Regions from separate parts of the Mus musculus genome. Here region 2 is linked to region 1. The links are chromatin loops, found by intact Hi-C in ENCODE. Cell type or tissue: left cerebral cortex. All regions are shown on one strand. Each heading gives the region's core, and the rest is flanking DNA. Links, peaks and the distances in the headings are about the cores only.

Evidence for each region. Hi-C counts contacts between places; a loop is a spot of excess contacts. Peaks named below come from ENCODE experiments on the same cell type or tissue, not always from the same donor. Only the 100,000 strongest peaks of a DNase experiment are listed, where the experiment ranks them.
Region 2: it touches region 1 in a loop (6-fold over the local background); 11 of 42 quality-filtered maps call a loop at or near these places.

What each region holds. Positions count from the first base shown.
Region 1 is chrX:153,356,003-153,362,116 of GRCm38, forward strand. It overlaps Klf8 (Kruppel-like factor 8), which reads left to right and starts at 3,611. Exons shown (of 8, transcript NM_001357183.1): 1 at 3,611-3,707; 2 at 3,840-3,962; 3 at 4,294-4,481. In left cerebral cortex, for the core only: a CTCF peak has its summit at 3,408; DNase peaks (open chromatin) are centred at 3,002, 3,603, 4,147, 4,862 and 1 more place; H3K4me3 peaks cover 2,102 bases; H3K27ac peaks cover 1,618 bases.
Region 2 is chrX:152,919,244-152,925,357 of GRCm38, forward strand. No RefSeq gene overlaps it. Among named protein-coding and RNA genes, the nearest start is that of Usp51, 84 kb to the right of the region's middle. In left cerebral cortex, for the core only: no CTCF peak of the experiment used is centred there; no DNase peak of the experiment used is centred there.

The sequences.
Region 1 (6,114 bases), core at 1,322-5,321:
TTTTGGGTGATAGTCTTGTTGTCTCAGGAGCAATAATAACTAGAGGAGGCAAATTTTTCTGTTTATTTCCCTCCTTGGCCCCAGGCTGCTCTATCCTTTTGGCCCCCTCCTTTTCCTCCCCTGTCCTGTCCCCATCCTTATCTCTCTTCTCTTCTCTTCTCTTCTCTTCTCTTCTCTTCTCTTCTCTTCTCTTCTCTTCTCTTCTCTTCTCTTCTCTTCTCTTCTCTTCTCTTCTCTTCTCTTCTCTTCCGAGAGACAGGGTTTCTCTGTGTAGCCCTGGCCGTCCTGGAACTCACTCTGTAGACCAGGCTGGCCTCGAACTCAAAAATCCACCTGACTCTGTCTCCCAAGTGCTGGGATTAATGGCGTGCGCTGCCGCACCACCACCAGGCACTCATCACTCTCTTTTCCCCCTTCTCCTTAGCTACAGGTCTTAAAGTATTTTAAATTTGTTGTTGTTTTTTCTGCTGGGAGCAGTAGGGGTGGTGGTGATGAAGGCCTCTTCCTGAGGCTTTTCCTCTGCTTCTCCCCCTTGCCCTCCTTCTGGGCTCCACCCCCATAGTTTGTTAGCTGGCCTTCTCAAGAAGGAAGGGAAGCAGGAGAATGAGAAGGAAGAAGGGCACTACAGAGAGCAACATCTTGTGAGACCCAGGTGTCTGCAGGCTTCTTGGCTATAGTCCTTAAGTCCAGTATGTAATTTAACCCTCTTCCTTATACATGTACAGGAGAGCTCAAGATGCCCAGTTCCCCTTTTGCTTCAGGTGAAAAGGGAGAAGTTGAAGATACTGCGGGTTGCTATTTGATTTATTTCTTAAGCCCCTTAAGAGAAGGGGAGCCCGTGGTGCTTCCTAAAACGAAGAACCCTAGTTAATTCTTGATGTTTGCTCTCTCACAACATTCCATCTGACACAAAGGGTACACCTAGCCTAGATAAAAGTGTATTGTTGCTCAGTGTGTTTCATCGACTAAATGGATGGAAAAAGGGACAGGAAAGATACTTGAGTGTATGTATCCAAGGTTTAATAATTTACTTTGTTTTTTCCCAAAATCAGAATTTGCCCATCCAGTACAGTTTTCTATACAAATGCAGTTGAGGCAGACAAAATCTGGGATGTAAAATAAATTAGGTCTCCAGAAAAACTTTTAGCGAGAGTATAAATTGTTTGGCTATCTTCAGGTGGATTGACACATCTTCTTGAACCTGCATAGATTAAACAAAGAATTTACCATGACAAAAGGGTACGCCCAGCTTAGATAAAGAGTTCTAGTGGCTATTAATGGCAGTATTACAGAAGTCTACCCATCTTTGTTTTTCACATCACAAAAGTGTATTTGTCTTGAACATAAACAGTTTTACATCCTTGAATCTAAAACTTTCTGTCATTACTGAAGATAGCCTTGGGCTAGTGAAATATCCTTTTCTTAAAAGCAATATTTATTAGATTTTATATATTAAGAACATAAGGATACAAGGTATAATGTGACCCTTTTTAAAAACGAATATATAGAGTTGTACATTATGTGGCTCCCTCTTAATAAGTCTTACCTTGTAATTGCAGCAGGTGTGTACGCAGTGGTAGAAATATGGTATAGAGAGATAGTGAGGCATTTGTAAAAACCCCTATAACAGGGGCATTCTTTTACGTAGCAAGTATACATATCTGCTGTTTAATCTTTGTCCCTTGATTTCTATGTATGAAAACGATAGCGCTGGTACCTACCTATACCACTGTCAGAACGATTCAGTGAGGCTCAGAACAGAGTTCAGCACTTAGTTACTGCTCTGTAACGATGAATGATAATAATACTCAGCATCTACATTGCAGACCTACTGACACCTGATACCTAACCAGGACTTTATAGTTTAATAATGAGAAGCAGTTATAACAACACATAGGTACCTGGAGGTGCTGAAGCAAATGGTCAGTTCTTCCAAACGTAATGAAATTAGGAGAGGGGGTGACCTTTACTTGGTCCTTTTAAAAAGGTGAACAGAGTTTAGGCCACGTCAACAAAAAAGGTAAGGTGTCTCGTGGCCTAGAGATTAATTGAGAAAATCCTGGTCTTATCAGAAATTTGGAGTCCAGTAGAGCAGCAAAACCCCTGCTGCTTGAGATAAAGGTAGGGTCCAGATCATCACAACAGGTTAAAGGACTTGAACATTTGCATAGTTGGTGAACTACTAGTAGAGAACTGACTGGGGAGGGAAGGAAAAGGAGATTTTTAAAACATATCTGAGCAGAAATAGCAATTAAGCAAATGGACAAACATGCTGGGCACATACTGAGCTGTGACCCTCAGGTTTGTTGTTTGGTTTTTTTTTTTTTACTCTTTTTCTTTTGAGGCTGGGTGTGACATTGCATTCCTGTAAACTCAGAACCAAGGAGGCTGAGGCAGGTGAGTGGTGAGTTTGAGGACAGTCTAAGCTGCATTAGCCTGAGCTCTATCATAAGATTACCTCCTATTTCAAACAAACAAAAAAACAACAAGAAGAAACATAAGCTGGGGATCCAACTGAGTGATAGAATGCTTGCTTAGAATACACTAGGCCCCGAATTCAATCTACATTACTCCCTGATGGGACATAAAAATATAGTGCTACCTGCTGTCTAGGGTTGTTATGAGGAATAAAGGAAAATTGAGGACTATAATGGTACCTGGCCTAGTGAACTGCCCATATGAGGTGCTGAAGACATGGAACCTATTATTTCTTTTGCTTGGCTGCTCCTTCTGTTCCTCCGCTTTGTTTCTCCTCTCTCTCTCTCTCTCTCTCTCTCTCTCTCTCAGAATTGTGGTAGGGAAGAGGCACTGGAAGGAGGCTGTGGTTGTCTGTGACTTCCTGGGTTTCCATTAAAATGAACTAGAGACAGACTTTAAGGCAAGGACAAGGAAATGCTGGAAAGATGGTGGCTTCTATTCTACGGACCCAGTTCTTCGGGGATGTTAGCCAATGCTTAGCTGAGAGGCGGTCTCAGGGGGTTGAGAACTCTATTCTTAGAGAGCTGGGAGACTCAGAAAGCCTTCCTGTTGCCAATCCGTGATCATTTCATCTTTACCTAGTTTCCTCTCACCTCCTATTGCTAGAAAATTCACCCAGCTCTTCTTTCCTCTTAAGCTTCATCCCTAAAAAGACACTGTGACCCCTCTGTCTTTGCTAGTGTCACATGTTGCCATGGAGAACTGGGAGGGTTAAAAAAATCCATTTACTGTTACCATCTTACTGGCACTCCCCATTCTGCTTCCCTTTCTCCCTAGAAATCTCTTACTCCCAATCACCACACCCTTCCCAACCTCCCTTGGAGTGCTTAAGTCTGGGTGGATAGTTGACCAAGTAGTGTGCCTGAAAACCCCTGCTGGGGACTAAGGATGCACCGAAAAGGCTTTCAGTCATACCTGCAGCTGCAGGAGGCCAACTGAGACGGCCGCCAGGGGCGAGACTGGCTCCTGGCTCCTAGGGCCCGCCCCACCCCCTCCTCTGTCCCTCCGCCTCTTCTGCCCCACCCATCTCTACCCCCTCCTACTCCACTCCCCTCTAGCGGCCACTTGTCCCTTTTAAGGAACTCCACCCTAGGTGGAGTCCTCATAGTCGCACCTCTCTTCTGGGCCTAGTCTGACACAGAAAGAGCTATGTACTCCATCTGCTCAGATTGCCTGGGGAGAGCACCAGGCTTTGACCCGCGGGTGCGGTATACCAGTGGGGCGGCCAGGTACCACCGAGAAGTCTCTCAGGCGCGGTCCTGCGGGAGTGCCTCCCACTCGCGTTGGAGTCCCTGCCCTGGGCCGGTGTTTTCCTATATGTTTCGACCAATCGTTGGCGTCTTTTCCTCCTTTCTTTTTAGGAAGGCGCCGGGTGTGCAGCACTAACCGCTGCGAGGAGGGGATCCTCTGGCGCTGTCTCCTTGTGGGTCTTCACTGACTCCCCCTCTCTCTCTCTCAACTTTGCGTTCAAGTCGTGATCTAAGGTTTGGGTGCTTTGCTGGGACCCCGCCCGTGCTCTCTAGGCGAGGGTTTGAGGAGTTCTGAGGTGGGTGGAGAATGGGCTTGGCCGGAACTGAATCGGTTGAGGTAAAAGGGGAACGCAGGAGCTTCAGCGCTGGCCACTTCGCCCCGGAGAAGCCGCTGTATTTTTAGCACAGGGAAGGCTGCAGTGGGAGGATTCTTTTTAGGAAGTCGGCTCCACCGCCCCGATTCGGGGCTTGGATGCTTGAAAGCTTTGTTTCCCTTGTTCTGAGGGTGGCCCAGCTGGGTCTAAATCGACTCCCTCCCTTTTTCGTTTTCCCTATCCTTTTCCAGCCTGGAGAAAACAGGGAGGTGGGGGACCAAGGAAGAGAAGGCTAAAGCGTGTTACCAGGCGCGCTGTCAGACATGGGCGGGTGCAAGGGGAACAGCTGCCTTGAGATCAGCTCTGGAGTATGAGTCTCTGAGAGGACTGCGTGAGCTCCGGACACTTCAGGAGTCGGCAGCGGCTGGAGGCATAGGCGGTAAGTGACTTGGGAAAGGACCACTCTTTCAGTCTTCAGTCAGGGTTCTAATCCCCGCACCCCGCGTGCCAACCGCACACACCCACTTGGCTTTGGGTTTTAGCAGTGAAGTGGGATGGGGGAGACGAGTAAGCGGAAGGGGGTAAGAACATTATGTGGAATCAAATTCAACTCAATGGAAAAAGACTTCCCTTAAGGATCGCGGAGACTAAGAGGAAGGGTACTTCAGGGGGGGCTTGTGGAAGAATTGAAAAGGGACACGAATGGATAGGTATGTCTAGTTCAGTCTGTCCTGTCTAGGTGCTCTCAACCCTCCTTAAGTGGTACGGTTTGTTTTAACCCTGTACATGCAAAGTCTCTGTGCGAGAGAAGAGGATTTGGAGGAGCACTGAACCCACTTACGTCACCCCCTCCCTTCCCCCAAGCAGTAGCAGGTACCTAGAGATGCTTCTAAAACGAGGGAGGAGGGGAAGGGAAGAGTTAAGTTGGGAGCCTGCCCTCTAGGTACTGATAGCAGATCCCTTCTGTGGAGGAGCTGCTTAGGACATGCCCCTCTTTAAGGGGGGGGGTCGTCCCCTTGGTTGGGGGAGGAAGCCAAAGCATAGCCCTGTCTAGGCTCTTAAGGATGTGGCCAAGGGGTTAGCTCCTGTAGGTGGAAGATCAGCCAGAATTGCTGTGACTACTGGAGCAAAGGGACTTGCTTAGCCACAAAGTGAAGCTTTTTGTACTTTTTTTGACCCTAAGAATTTTGTAGAAACTAAACCATGTCGTAACAGGTGGCCAGGGGAACAGTACCTTATTTTCTCTATATTGTAATTGCGGGAAAAATTTATAAAGTACTTGTATGTCATTTAGCATAATAGTGATGGAGAAAAGAGAAAAAGAGACTCATCTCTAGACTTGGATTTAACCTGAAGATGGTTTGTGATAATAAAAAGATCTACTTTGAAACCCTTCTACCAGCATGAACTAGTTATATGACCATGCACCGTGCTTTTCTCCTCTGAGGGATGCATATTAAAATTCTTATTCAGAAGGTATATATGATACAGGCTGCTCCAACTCGCCGTTCTTCATGTTTTCTTACTCTGGGGTTTTCTCTGGCTCACTGCTGATAGACTTCGTACTTCATTGTCCTTAAAGCACATTTCAGATGAAGGGGAAAGAAGGCCTGTGCAGTTTGAATCGCTTGCTCAAAGACAGGCTAGAATATATGCCTTATTTGTTTGTGATTTAACATTGTTCTCCCTGGCTGCAAGAGAAAAGGCCACTAATCTGTCTATCTTCTGATTCTTTGGTTGGTTTAACCACGATGATGTAACCAGCAAGACCTTTGAACAGCAAACCAGTGGCTCACAAGTGACTTCGTCCTCTTCTTCAAAGTCTGGGGGGAACCCTTATGAGAGAGACCATCCTTGGAAACTGTTGGTGAGACAGGCTAGGCACAGTGCCTTTAGGTTAGCTTAGAGGACAGATAGGCAAAGGATGCAGGAAGGGTGGAAATCCAACTTCAAATGTGTAAGTGATAAATATAACTACCCAGCCTGTCCTCAAGACCAAATTGCATAAAAGCTCTGCGCTCATAGAAAGAACCCTCTTGCTTTCAGAGCATACAGGATAAAAAAAAATTGGT
Region 2 (6,114 bases), core at 1,189-5,188, 440 kb before region 1:
TTTATTATCCTGATAGTCATTTGGTCAAAGCAAGCTTTCTCTTGAGAGGCTCACCAGCCATATATTTTCCTCATACATTTATTCATGGAGAATTAGCATGCTTCTATCGTAGTGGAAATGTATTGAAGACAAATGCAAAGATTCCCATTTGTTTATTTTCTCTCAGAAGGGTGTTCTTTTCTCTTGTGTTTTTCATGGTGTTCTTTTTACATCCATGTGAAATTTGTCCGTAGGATAGAAGGCAGATTATATAAATCACATTAAGATGGCGATAATGTTTGAATACATGCTAATCTTGACTTGTCGCACAGTAAGAAAGTTACCAGGCAGACGTTTAGGAAAATATAAAAAGAAGTTAAATTGAGTGACAAATTTTAAATTTTATTTTATGTATGTGAGTGTTTGCCGTTATGCAGGTGTATATACTGTGTACAGGCCTGGTTGCCATGAAAGCCAGAAGAGGGTTCCAGGTTCCTTGGCAATAGTTAAACTGTCAAAACTGCGATGGAGATGCAATTTTGGGGCCATGTATATATGGGGAGGTCCTCTTCAAGAGCAAAAAAAAAAATGCTTTTAACTGCTGAGCTGTCTTTTCAGCCTTCACATGAGTACTTCTTTTTTTTTGACTTTAAAACATAAACAAAACCAAAACAATTTTATTTGACAAAAGACAAAAACCAGTTATTTACAGTAGTTTTTTGCTCAAATATTGTTCAATGGGACAACCGTGCTTCTCCAGATTTATCTTACAGGCAACCTAAGCAGAGACCGCTCTACCTTTCAGATGCCCTGTTTTATCCCAGGAGGGGGGAATGCCAGAATATGTCAGCAGCATGGCTCCCTCCCTCCTCCCTTGCTCAGTGCACTGTGGGAGGAAAAGAAATCCCTCATCCTAGTATCACCCCTGCCTTAGCATCCTACAGCCATCATGGGGTCTCACAGACAGGTGGGGTAGCAGTGGGCAAACCACAAAGTCAATGAAGCCACCATGTTCCCTTCTCAGCAGTACCTCAGGGTGACAGAGAGTTGAGCTTGCTGGGTCCCCTACAGGACAGGAAGCCAGAGGGAGGCATGAGGCAGAGCCTAGGAAAGCAGCTGTTGCTCTCGACCAGCAAGAACGACATGACCACCAGTCCTTCTAACAGCAGTTTATTCAGTCCTGATTCTTCTTGTTTATATCTCCCCCGAACCCTGGGCCTCTCACTCCTTTTATACTCTCATCCACGCACAGCAGGCCACGCCGCCTCACCAGGCACGCAGCTTCAGCTAATCAGGGCAGCAGAGGCATATCTCCTGGTGCACCTGCGCAGCTCTCAAGATGTTTGTGGCTTATATGAGGAAGTCAGGTGCAAGTCATATGACTTAGCTACAGTCCCTGGCACCTTTGGGACTGCCGCCACACCCGCTCCTAACAAGCAGCCCCTTACAAATAGCCATTCTCTGCCCACTTGCACAGCAAGGGATGGGTGAAGTCACTCAGGAGAGGTATGGAAGCCTGCTAAGCCTCAGGGGCTCCCTGGAAAGGCCAGAGTGGTCTCTGCCTTCCTCGGAACAGGCACTCCAAGCCAGTCAACATCCAAGAGCCCCGTCTGTGCTCACACCCGGGTGAACCTCAGCTCACAGTTAGGGCTCCTCACATCTTCTGGTTATTCAGAACACAAGTATTTTGGTTAATAAAAATCTAGGATTAGTGTTTCTTAGGATATAAAGATGGGGTATACTGTTGCTGAAAACTAAGCAAAGTAAACGGGGAAAAGGGAAGAGATTAAGACCAAGTGTGCTCTGTTTCCCCGGGAAATTTAGGCAGGCCCTTGCAATCCCACCCTGAAGGGAGGTGAAACAGACACAGCTCCCAGGCAGGTGGGCCAGTCGGTAGCCCACATGAGCACTTCTATTGACATTACCCACTCTCTAAGTTCCTCCTTTTTCTGGCTCCCAGAAGCAAAGTATTATTGGAACCCATGCCAAACTAAAGCATTTTCCTGTGAGCTCTGGTCCTTTGTCAGCACAGTGACTGGCAAGTACTTTTGATAGAGAGTAACTATGATGGAGTTCAAATCAGCGTATCCTTGCTGCTCTTCTTACTGCAAACCTCAGTGCAGCAGTGAGACCCAAAGGCCCTCGAAGTTTCTAGAACTTTGGCATGCTGGTTTACTTTTCTTCCCTCCCTTGATTCCACCTGATGAATTGAAAATGTACCCTCGGTCCTTGGAGATGCCATATGGTGCTGAGATTTTGATATTCCATGAAAAGTATAAGATATTTAAAGTATATTTAACTCCAAATAGACTGCATAAAATCAACATTCTAGATTCTATGCAGTCTATTCGGAGTTAAATATCTATACTTTAATTATAAGATGAACCACTCTCAAAGGCTTACAAAAGAGACATAATAGAACTATAATAGATTCATTTTTAGAGACCCCGATCTAAGCTTGAACTCAGCATTAGTTTCCAACTTGCCTTCCAACAAAGCCTGAGCCTAGCTCTAGTCTCTAGGCTAGAGAAACTTTCAAAGAACAAAAATAAAATTTATTGCACCCAAAGAACTCAGAGAGTAGGAAACAGAACTCAAACCCAGACAAAGTAAAGGTGTATCTTCATCACTCTTAAAGACTGTGCAATGGGTTGAGAAAAGAGAGACCCAACTGCACTCAGCATGAAATGCATGTCACATATACTGATGTAGTGCCAGAGGAATGTTAGTGATCCCCTCCTCACTACAAAAACAAACAAACAAACAAACAAACAAAACAGTCAGGAGCCAATCTGATGCAAATTACAATAGGGCCTTTTTATTTGAGCTAGCTCGGGCCCCCTCCAATGCACTGTGGTCACACAGGACCATTTTTGTGTGAGGGGGGAGCCCTGAATATATATCGGGACAAGGCTTCATAGTAAGAAGCAAGCAAGAGGTAAGTGTGCAAGCATCTAATTGGAAGGCTACTGTGTCATTTAACATAATTGACTGGTGCTGGGAGTCATATCATTGGTGGTTGTTAGGCAGGGTGTGGGCTTGTAACCTGGAGGTGCAGGTTTGTTGGGGGAAATTACGTGGAGATGCTAGTCTTGTTGGGGATTAGCCTAGAGACTAGAGCTAGGCTCAGGCTTTGTTGGAGGGCAAGTTGGAAACTAATGCTGAGTTCAAGCTTAGATGGGGTTCTCTAAAATGGAGTCTGAACTTAAAAGATTTGGTCTCTCAATGCTATATGTAGGCTATAAATGAGTGCAAACATATATACTTGGTAAACTTCATTAATAACTAAATCCAGAGGTGATAGTAACATCTGACAATGTGGACAACATAGCAAAGAAAAATTTCAGAGATGATGAGGAGTAAGTCTGAACTACTATAATTATTGAAGGTGTAGCCATTTGTGGCTCTAGTCACTTTCAAGGTTAATAATTTGATAACACTCATGGAAATCTTGAGGTAGTTGACATCATGTTTAAAATTACTACAATACAATTACTTGAACCAAAATCAAGGAAGTAAAAAGGCACGTGTAACACAACTAAAAGACAGTCCAACTCCATGAAAGTACTCTCCTTGTAGAGTAATTCAATGTATTTCTCTAGCAATGAATTGGGACCATGCACAAAGCATTCTGTACGAAAAAAAGGTTGTATCTCAGTTACCACGTGTTCACACTGCCTAGCACCTTTGCAAATCCAGTCAGCCAGAATGAAAATGGGTGTTCTGGTTAGTTTCGGTTACAAACTGGAGTCATCTTCTGTTGAGGAATTGCCTCTTTCAGACTGACCTATTGGCAAATTTGTGTTTCATTTTCTTGATTGCTGTTTAATATGGCAGAATCCAATATACAATGGGCAGTGCCACCACTGGGCAGATGGTTTGGGGGGTTGTGTAAAAATGCAGGCTGAGCAAACAATGCAGAACAAACAGCAAGCAGTATTCTTCTATGTTCTTTTTTTTTTTCTTTTTTTTCTTCTATGTTCTTAGCCTCAGCCTGCTTCTGGGTTCCTGTTCTGACTTCCCTGTATGATGGGTTGTTACCTGTGAGTCATTAAACACCACCACTACAACAACAACAAGATTTCACCCCCCCCAAGTTGCTTTTGATCAATATTTTATCACAACAGAAGCTAAATTAGAGGAATTTAGCATAAACTGCCATAAGTTAAACCACTTATATACACTTTTATAACATGCCTTTTAAATAACTAGCTTGATTCCTTTTCCATTATGAGGATGGCCTTCTTTGAGTCATCTCATAGATATACAGGATTCCAAAGTTTCAGTATATCACTAGTTGCACACTTTCTTTTTGGAGGTTCTAGCAGGGGAGCGCAGCTACTCGTATACCCTTGACCGAAGACCGGTCCTCCTCTATTCGGGGAAGGTCGTCCTCTTCGACCGAGCGCGCAGCTTCGGGGGGGGGGGGGGGAGCGGTGAGGGAGGAAGGGGACACCCGCCTAGCCAGCCAGATCAGCCGAATCAACCCTGGCGATCAATGGGGTGACAGATGTCGCAGCCAGATCACCCTCACATCCGCACACTTTCTTTTTGATGCATGATTGCATTGTTTGCAAATTTAAGCCATTAAAATTGAGGACCGTATGATCACTATTACATGTACAATAGTATCTACCCCAGCTCATTTAGAATGATATAAGGGTAAGTCGAACAATGTTGACCCTTTCTGATGAAGGATGATTGAATAAACGATGGTGGTGGTAAACAATATCATCTGAGACCCTGTGAGTCATTTGTGTCAGCTTAGCAGGTGTTGGGATTTAGCTCACTACTCTAATGATGCCATGTGAGCCCTATAACACATGAGTCAGAGAGCTCAGACCTCAAGAGGAAAAGGAACAACAGAAAACAGCAGAAGCAATGCTGTCAGCTGGCCATCCCAGGGATGGCCTCACCTGGTGCTAGGCCCATGTCTCCCACCACAGCCTTCCAGCATCTCTTGTCTGGAAGGCAACTCTGCTGGGTCTCATTTAACCCCATCCCCTCTTCTCCATTTTGACCAATTTCTACTCTTGAAACAAACCTTTCCCAAGACATCAGCAGCTCTCCACCCATGAACATACCCGGAAGGTAGGGAGTATAATTACTTCAGCTGTGCAGGTGAAGAGATTAAAGCCAACAGACAGCAGGTTCTAGGCCTGCAGCTACACCTTGGGTCAGTAGGCAGCTGGTGGAGTCTTTTACCTTAAAGCCTATAGCTTCAATTCTCACAAGCCACCGGGGCTTTTTTATTTGTTGTTTTGTTTTTTGTTTTTTGTTTTTGTTTTTTGTTTTTGTTTTTGTTTTCATTTTTCTGCTGCCTCCTCTAATGAGTCCTTCTGTCCTGTGGCTATTAGCCTATGAAAACACCAACAAAACCTTCAGCTAACCACAGTGACCAGGTGCTTCTTGTAGAGACAAAGCTAGATGCTGACAAACATGTGAGACTATTTTCATCCTTACATGGAAGAGAGAGAGAGCAGGATGTAGGGCAAAGTTATAAGCTCTCTGAGTCTGCGCCACAGTTATGTGATTCCGCCAGCAAGGCTGCACTGCCTTAAGGTTTCACAACGCCCCACCTGCGGACCGTGTATTCAAATACATGATCCTGGAGGAGGAATTTCTCATTCACCTTCTAAATGAGAATGCAATGTCTGTTCTGTGTTGTTGTGTTTTAAAAGTAGGTAACTTGGTTTTAATTTTATGTGAACTCAAATTTAAGAGATTGCCTTTAGTAATACATAAAACTTGGAGTTTTAATCTCTCTCTCTCTCTCTCTCTCTCTCTCTCTCTCTCTCTCTGTGTGTGTGTGTGTGTGTGTCCGTGTCCTTAAGTGTATGTGGTGCACCATATGTATGCAGGAGACTGTGAAACTCAGATGGCATCAGACTCCTTGGAACTAGAGTTAGCAGATGGTTTTCAGTTTCCATGTAGGTAATGGGCCTTGAACCTATGTCTTCTACAAGACCAGTAAGCACTCTTAACTGCTGAGCCATCCCTCCATCTCAGATCCTGGAATTTTAGTGTTAGAATTGTTAGACTTCTGTGGCTCTTGAAGTTTGACTGCATGTATTCTGCATTAGATTTGTGACAAGGAGTGAGGGGTTACTGTAAAGTGATGTCTTTGGATATCAT